Linked DNA regions of Homo sapiens: region 2 is linked to region 1. Evidence: read pairs that join two places in POLR2A ChIA-PET (ENCODE). Cell type or tissue: PC-9. All regions are shown on one strand. Links, peaks and the distances in the headings refer to the core of each region. The heading gives the core; the rest is flanking DNA. Region 1 has its middle 58 kb from the start of INTU. Region 2 has its middle 8.1 kb from the start of PLK4.

What was found. ChIA-PET counts read pairs that join two places held together with the same protein. Peaks named below come from ENCODE experiments on the same cell type or tissue, not always from the same donor. Only the 100,000 strongest peaks of a DNase experiment are listed, where the experiment ranks them.
Region 2: POLR2A ChIA-PET joins it to region 1 with 6 read pairs; 2 of 35 experiments call an interaction of 5 or more read pairs at or near these places.

The regions. Positions count from the first base shown.
Region 1 is chr4:127,573,199-127,577,563 of GRCh38, reverse strand. No RefSeq gene overlaps it. Among named protein-coding and RNA genes, the nearest start is that of INTU, 58 kb to the left of the region's middle. In PC-9, for the core only: no CTCF peak of the experiment used is centred there; a DNase peak (open chromatin) is centred at 1,563.
Region 2 is chr4:127,870,611-127,875,015 of GRCh38, reverse strand. No RefSeq gene overlaps it. Among named protein-coding and RNA genes, the nearest start is that of PLK4, 8.1 kb to the left of the region's middle. In PC-9, for the core only: no CTCF peak of the experiment used is centred there; no DNase peak of the experiment used is centred there.

The DNA of each region.
Region 1 (4,365 bases), core at 1-4,000:
ATGTGTATTTCTGTACCTCCCTGGGTTAAATGAAAATTGAGGGCTCAGTTTTTAGATATGGTGACATGCATTTAACTGTGATGATTGTATTGATCTGAGAATAGTTCACAAGTGAATAAAGTATATATTTTAATTTCAAGTGTTTTGATTAAATCTTTAATGTAGGTGCAAATTTTGTGCTTGCACAGTATTTTATATTTAATATACTTTAATTAGAATTGAATTAAAAGAAACTGTAGTAATCATCAAGTACCATCTTTTTATTTCATAGATGAGTCAATTGTGATCTAGAAAGGGTAAGTAATCTTATTAATAGCATAATCATAGCTATAGCATTCTGTGTCAAGCACTATGCTGAGTGCTTTACACACTTGATCCTCACAGCCGCCACATGGGGTGAGCATTATGGTCCCCATGGGGTGTGCCCTAATAAGTGGCAGAGATGTTCAAGGGCAGCTGCAACCTTCCTCTCTGCTGACAGTGTGACTGTTTTTAAGAGAGGCTCTCTGAATATTCATGGTTTATGTTTAGACATGAAAAAAATTCCAGTATCTAGGCTGCTTGAGTTTTGGGACAAAGCCTTCCGTATTTCCTTTGCTTGACTCCAAAGCCCAGGTTGTTGACTACTGTGCTGTATTGCTTCTAAGTGATAATGTTCTAAGTTGATAATTGGGATAGTTGGGTCTCAAGCCTCAAAACAAACCCTTTATATTCCCAGTTTGGTGGTGTCTTCAGGATACCTCCTCTCCCTAATTCTTTGAGCAAGCACTGGATCATACAGGGAGGTAAAGGGGTGTTAAAACCCCCCTGTTAGGTGTTCCTACTGCCATAGCCCTGTCTTCAAGTCCCCAGGTCCTCTGACCGATCCATCCCTCAGTGATTGCTTGAATTTTGGTCAAGGTCTACTTCACCGTTTTTACATGCCCTAAATTATTTTGCCATGTTGTTCTAGGAATATTTCCAAATTAAACTGCGCAGAGATTAAGGAGAATAATTCTATCAGCATTTTTTTTTTTTCTAAAGAGTTATGGACTAGGGGAGAAATGAGGAAGAAAGACAGAGCACATTTAATGGTGTAGACCATACTGTTCTGCCAGAAATTCTTCCTTGTTTTTAATTCTTTTCTTCTCTCCAGAGACAGTGTTTTAAAGAACATTCAGAAGGAAGACATAAAGGGCTAACATCTTTGGAGAAGATAAATATGTGTTATCTGAGAAGAATAACCTGAACCATCATTTGCAAATGACATAATAATCATCAAGAAATGCTGAAACCAAAGAATAGTGTGTTATTGAGTTCCACGGTTTTCTTTGAATTTTTGCCGTATCTTTGTTTTGTTTTCCTTGTGGGAGAAGACCATTATGCACATATCCCAAAGGATTCTGGAGAGTTGGCTTGTTCTGTTCTCTCTCCACACCTGGCTAAATACTCTTTGGCACTATACAGCTTGGGTAAGATGTGGATTTATTGACCAACAGCCTGGGGGTGACTGTGTCAAAGGAATACATTCAATCATTTTTCAGAAAGCTAAAGGAGCAGGAGGATTCCAAAGACTTAGGAATCTTAAAAATTTGAAAATTGACTTAGCAAAACCACATCCAAAAATTTATATCCAGGAAGTAGTGGAACAAGTAAACAAACTTGCAAATGCAAAGTTGTTCATTGAAGAGTTATTAAGAATAGTAAACATAGGAAGTACCTTAAACATATGGGGGAATTTTAAAAGTTTTAAAAATTAATTATGGGGCTGGGCATGGTGGCACATGCCTGTAATCTCAGCACTTTGGAAGGCTGAGGTGGGTGGATTGCTTGATGTCAGGAGTTTGAGACCGGCCTGGCCAACATAGCAGAATCCCGTCTCTACTAAAAATACAAAAATTAGCTGGGCATGGTGGTGCATGCCTGTTGTCCCAGTTATTTGGGAGACTGAGGCAGCAGAATCGCTTGAACCTGGGAGGTGGAGGTTGCAGTGAGCTGAGATCATGCTACTGCACTCCAGCCTGGGGGACAGTAGTGAAACCGTGTCTCAAAAAAGAGAAAATTAATACATAATTCATTTATTGAATGGAATATTATTTAACCATGAAAAACTAATGTAGATAGATATTTGCTTGGATGAAGAAATTTCATAGTATGTTGTTAAGGGACAAAGCAGATATTTTATGTATTATATATTTACAATATAATTCAATTGTGGTATTCTTTGGACAATTAGACATAATTTTTCTTTCTGATCATCTATGATTTTAACTTTTTCTACAGAAAAACTAGGACTATAAAAAGTTTAATCAACACGAAACACACATATTTAAAAGTGTCTCCCATAAGATGTTCTTATTTCCTTTCATCCAAATACGATGGCATTTGTATGTGCATGTATGTGTAGAAATGAAACGCTGTTTCTGAGAAAATTCTCTAGTATCTTAGTATTTAAATTAAGGGAGAGAACTTTAAAAATAAAAGTAGTTATGTCACTTCTCTGCTCAAAATTCCCCAAAAGCTCCACATGTTAAAGCTACAGATTTTTAAAACGACCAAGAAAGTCCCACCTGAGCTGACCCTTCATTGCTTGTCTGACTGCATCTAGTATTTTCCTTCAGCTCACTCTGCTCCAGCCACACCCCCTGCTGTCCCTAGAACTCTCTAGGCTTGTTTCTTTCCTACGGCTTTTGCACCTGTGGATCCCTTTGCCTGGAATGCTGTCCCCCCAGATTCTGCCTAACACTATCTCTTTCAAGTCTTTGCTCAAATGTCTTCTTAATGAGGCCTGAACCTTTACTGTACTTAAAATGGCAACTTGCCCATTTTTCTCAGTACTCCTGATCTTTCTTGTTCTGGCTTAGTTTTTTTCTACTGGACAATATAGTATTACTTCAGTAGGGAGTCTAATGATGATCATTGTATTAAAAACACTCCAAATTCCATGAATTGTTTGGTTGACAAGAAAGAGGTTGATTAACTTCAGATTTTGTTAATTACGTATGTTAAGTTTCTGGGAAGTCATAAGAAAATAGAAATAGATTATATATTTTTCAAGCTTTTAGAGGAGAATAAAGCAAAGAAGTGTCAAAAAATCAGTTAATCCAAAAGAAGTCAAGGAAAAAGAAATAAATGTAGAAAAAGCAGGATAAAATGAAAGCACAAAATACATAAATAAAAAATATGTTTTCAATAAATATAAATTAGTTAAATTCTCTATTTAAAAGCAAAACATTGTTATAGTGGATCACTCACACACACACACACACACACACACACACACACCACACACAGACACACACCCCTGTAACGATACCAAAAAGTTGAAAGTAAAAGGATAGGAAAAGATAGGTAAATATGTGTGAAATGAAAGCTGGTATAGCCATATTACTGTTGGACAAATAGACTTGAAGTTTAAACAGGGTGAAAGAAAACCAGTACATAGTTAACTTAAAAAGAATTAATTTATCCTTCCTAGAATAATAACATAACTTTGCATACAAAAAGCAAAAATTAATAGAACTGCAAATAAAAATTGTTATATTTACTATGTATCCACTGTTTATCAAATTGGTAAATATCACCTTGGAAAATTTTAATGGTCTTCTCAGCAATTTATAGATTAAGCCAACAAAAAAATTAGTAACAATATGGAAGACTTCAGCAACATAATTAGCATGAACTAATTACGTTAATCTAATGAACTTATATAGAAAGTAGAACCCTGCAATTGATGTAGATCCATTCTTTTCAAGTTCATGTGGATCATTTACAAAAACGGACTAAATTCCAGGCCATAGAGCAATAATTCAAATAATTAATATGCTATAGATCATATTTTTGTTTCTCTCAAGACAATTATGTTAGAGATCAATAAGATGATACAAGATAAAATAAATTCCCTATATTTGGAAATTAAAAAAACCCCAAGCCTCAAACACTTGTATTATAAAAGAAGAAATTTAAACATTATTGACTTAATTCAGTCTCTTTAGAAATTTGAACAAGCACAGTAGAATAAACATAATAAAGTAAAAAGAAGGAAATAATAAAGATAAGAAGGGGATTAATAAAATTAAAAATGAGATATAATAAAGAGAATAAAGAAGTAAAGAAGATATAATAAAGAGAATAAAGAAGTTCATTGATAAAAGAAGATATAGTAAAGAGAATAAAAATAAGATTATAATAAAGAGAATAAAAAATAAGATATAATAAAAAGAATAAAGAAGTTCATTAGTAAAAGGAGGAATCACCCTGAAAATGAGAAAGATTTGATATGGAATAAGAGAGAATTTGTGGTTAAGTATGTGAGGCGATAGATATGTTAATTAAGTTGATCTAATAATTCCACAACATATAATATATAAAACATCACACTGTACC
Region 2 (4,405 bases), core at 191-4,190, 300 kb before region 1:
CAATATATTACACACACAAAAAAGTAACATAAATGATGTTGACTTCTCACAAGAAATAATGGAAGGAAAAAGACAGTGAATTGACATCTTTAAGTGCTGATGAAGAAAGCCCCTGTCAATTCAGAATTCTATTATCTAACAAAAACAGTAATTTAGATAAATGAAAACAAGATAATTCATCATCCACTGACCTGCACTACAAGAAATGCCAAAGGAATTTTTTCACACTGTGTGGATTTGATAAGAAATAGAAACTCATATTGTCAGAAAGTAATCAAGAACATCAGAAATGGGAATTATGGGCTGGGCATGGTGGCTCATGTCTGTAATCCAATCACTTTGGGAGGCCGAGGCAGGCGGATCACTTGGGCCAGGAGTTCGAGACCAGCCTGGCCACCATGGTGAAATCCTGTCTCTACCAGAAATAAAAAATTAGCTGGGTGTGGTGGAGTGTGCCTGTAATCCCAGTTACTTGGGAGGCTGAGACACGAGAATCGCTTGAACCCAGGAGGTGGAGGTTGCAGTGAGCTGAGATCGCACCACCACACTCCAGCCTGGGTGACAGAGTGAAACCCTGTCTCAAAAAAGAAAAAAAAAGAAAGAAAGAAATGGGAACTATGTAGATAAATATAAAGAACTATTATTTTGTTTCTTTATTTCTTTAAAATACACATCAGTAAATAATGTGAAAATTAAAATATTTTATTTGGCCAGTTGTATATCTTCTTCCCTTTTAAAAAAATATGAGACAGGGTCTTACTATGTTGCCCAGTTTCATTTCAAACTCCTAGGCTCAAGTGAACCTCCTGCCTCAGCCTCCGAAGTAGCTGGGACTAGAGGTGCGCTTGGCTGTGTATCTTATTTTGAGAAGTGATTTTTCAGGTCATTGGCCCATTTTTTAATAAAATTACTTCTTTCTTGCTATCAAGTTGAGTTCTTTATTTTGATATTAACCCTTTATCAGATGTATGGTTTGCAAATATTTTCTCCCAAGTCATGGGTAGTCTCTTCACTCAGTTGATTGTTTCCTTGCCTGTGCAGAAGCATTTTGGTTTGACACAATCTCAGTTGCCAATTTTTGCTTTTGTTGCCTGTGCTTTTGGGGTCATATTTTAAAAAAATCATCGCCTAGACAAATATCATGGAGCTTATCCTTTATATTTTCTTCTAATAGTCTTACAGTTTCAGGTCTTGTGTTTAAATCTTTGATCCATTCTGTGTTGATTTTTGTATATCAGCTGACATAAGGGTTCACTCTCATTCTGCTGCATGTGGAGGTCTAGTTTTGACAACACCCTTTATTGAAGAGGCTGTCCTTTCCATATTGTGTGTTCTTGGCACTTTTGTTGAAGATCAATTGCCTAAATGTATGGATTTATTTTGGGGCTCTCTATTCTGTTCCATTTGTCTATATGTCTGTTTTTATGTCAGTACCATGTTGTTTTAATTACTATAGCTTTATAAATTATTTTGAAATCAGGTAGTATAATGCCTCCAGCTTTCTTCTTTTTGCTCAAGATTGCTTTGGCTACTCAAGGTCTTTTGTAATTCCAGGTAAATTTTAGGATTGCTTTTTCTATTTCTGTGAAAAATGCCATTACAATTTTGATAGGGACTTCCCTGAATCTGTGGATTGCTTTGTGTAGTATGGTGTATTAGTCTGTTTTCACACTGCTATAAAGAACTACCTGAGACTGGGTAATTTATGCAGAAAAGAAGTTTAATTGACCCACAGTTCTTCAGGCGTAACAGGAAGCATGACAGAGAAATGACCATAGTTCAGATGTCAGGGATTAGCACGGGATTGTGAGGGATGATGGCTCCAGTCCTGAAAAGCCCAACAGTGGCGCCTTTGGAGGGGGCATAGCCATGTTTCCCTCTCTGGTGGTAGTGGAGGGGTCTGCAGTGGGGATGGCTGTTGGTTACCTCAGTTGCTGGTGTCCTCTATAGAGCAGGTGAGTGGGGACCACAGTAGCCCATGCTGTGCGGCTGATACTAATAGCTCCTACCCTTGTCTTTTGTTCCTGTCTCTAGATGTCTCAGGTATACTGCTGTCCTTTGACTGTTCCACATTGGTTATTCTCCATTTTTCTCCTCCACTGTGTTACCACAAGTTCTTAAATGGGCCCTTGATCCCTCCCAAAGTTATTATCATTTATGGATAACTATTATTATCCATAACAATACTCTGCCATCTTGCTAACATCACTGTCCTCTCCAATTCATTTAATAATTATAAGATTATTTATTTGTTTATTTATTTTGAGACAGAGTCTCGCTCTGTCGCCCAGGCTGGAGTGCAATGGCCTGATCACGGCTCACTGCCACCTCTGCCTCCTGGGTTCAAGGGCTTCTCCTGCCTCAGCCTCCCAAGCAGTTGGGATTACAGGCGCATACCACCACCACTGGCCAATTTTTGTGTTTTTAGTAGAGACGGGGTTTTGCCATGTTGGCCAGGCTGGTCTCGAACTCCTGACCTCAGGTGACCTGCCTATCTCATCCTCCCAAAGTGCTGGGATTACAGGCGTGAGCCGCTGCACCAGCTGACATCTATACAATTTTATTTATTATTATTATTATTATTTAGAAAAAGTCTTGTCTGTTGCCCAGGCTGGAGTGCAGTGGCACGATCTGAGCTCACCGCAACCTCTGCCTCCCACATTCAAGTGATTCTCCTGCCTCAGCCTCCTGAGTAGCTGGGATTACAGGTGCCAACCACCATGCCCGGCTAATTTTTGTTTTTTTAGTAGAGACAGGGTTTCACCATGTTGGCCAGGCGGTCTTGAACTCCTTATCTCAGGTGATCCACCCACCTTGGCCTCCCAGAGTGCTGGGATTACAGGCGTGAGCCACTGCACCCGGCTGACATCTGTGCAATTTTAAAGATACTTCCTTATAGGATGCTTTGGTTCTTCATCTATTTAATCATAATCATAGCTACATCTCTATTTCTTTTTCTTCTTTTCTTTCTTTTTTTTTTTTTGAGATGGAGTCTCGCTCTGTCACCCAGGTTGGAGTGCAGTGGTGCAATCTCACTGCAACCCCCACCTCCCGGGTTCAAGCGATTCTCCTGCCTCAGCCTCCGGAGTAGCTGGGATTACAGGCGTGCACCACCACACTCAGCTCATTTTTGTATTTTTAGTAGAGACGGGGTTTCACCATGTTCACCAGGATGGTTTGATCTCCTGACCTCATGATCTGCCCGCCTCAGCCTCCCAAAGTGCTGGGATTACAGGTGTGAGCCACCACGCCCAGCCATGTCTCTATTTTTTTAAGTAGCAGTACACATTCAATTCACCAATTCCCTACTTTCTGTAATCAGAGTTGGTGTCAGTTGCTTTGTCACTATCATCACATGAAAAGAATAAGGTTCTAGATTTCAAGGCAGCATCTGATACTTGCTTTGCTTAACTACTCTCCTAAAATCAAGACATAGGAACAAGATCCCCCCCAAAACTTATTCAAGTCCTACCGTCTTGCCCACTATGTGTCAAATAGCGGTGTGGTACCCTCATAGCATGTATCCTAGGCTCTGAGAAAAGTAAGGAAAGTCAACATTTAATGAATATTTACAATGTGCCAGGCACTATTCTAAGAAGTTTGCCCACATTAGCTGATCTAATCCTCACATTAGGTTTATTCTTTTTCCATTTTATTGGTGAAGAACAGATACTATTTTACAGATTAAGAATCTGAGGCAGCCTGGCTCCAAAGCCCACTCCAAAGCACCACACGTCAAGTGCTGGCATCCATTATTCATTCTTCCTGCTTTTGCTCCTGCCCCACTTTGTCTATTCACTGCATGGAAGCCAGTGAAATTCTGTTAAAACATTTTAGATCATGTTGGCCCTCTGCTCAATCTCTGCAGTGGTCCCCATCTCACTCAGAGTAAAAGCTGAAGTCCTTTCAGTAGCTTACCATGCTCCTCCACGTGGTCTTCTTTCCCATCACGTATCTGCTTGACCTCACTCCTGCTGTTTTCCCTACATCCACTTCACTCCAGCCACACTGGCCTTCTGACTTCTCCCAATACACCAAGCATACTCCAGCTTTGGCACTTGCTCTTCTCTCAGCCTGGAGGGCTAAGTGACTCACCCTCTCCTCTTTCAAGTCTGTATCTGATGTTAACTTTTCAGCACAGCCTTCCCTGCTCATTCTATTTAAAAACTTCAAGTCCCTCCCTTTTCCTGGAAAACCCTATTTCCCTTCCCTGCTTTATTTTCAGAAGAAGAATCTCAGGCAGCCTGGCCTCTCTGCTTTATTTTCCCTTACACGCTTTAACATCATACTTCTTTATTCTGCTCATGGTCTGTTCCCCCACTAGAATGTCCTCTGTGAAGACAAGTTTTATTATTTGTTCTTTTGCTGCTGTACCTTCACTATCTAGAATAGTACTTAGTGTATA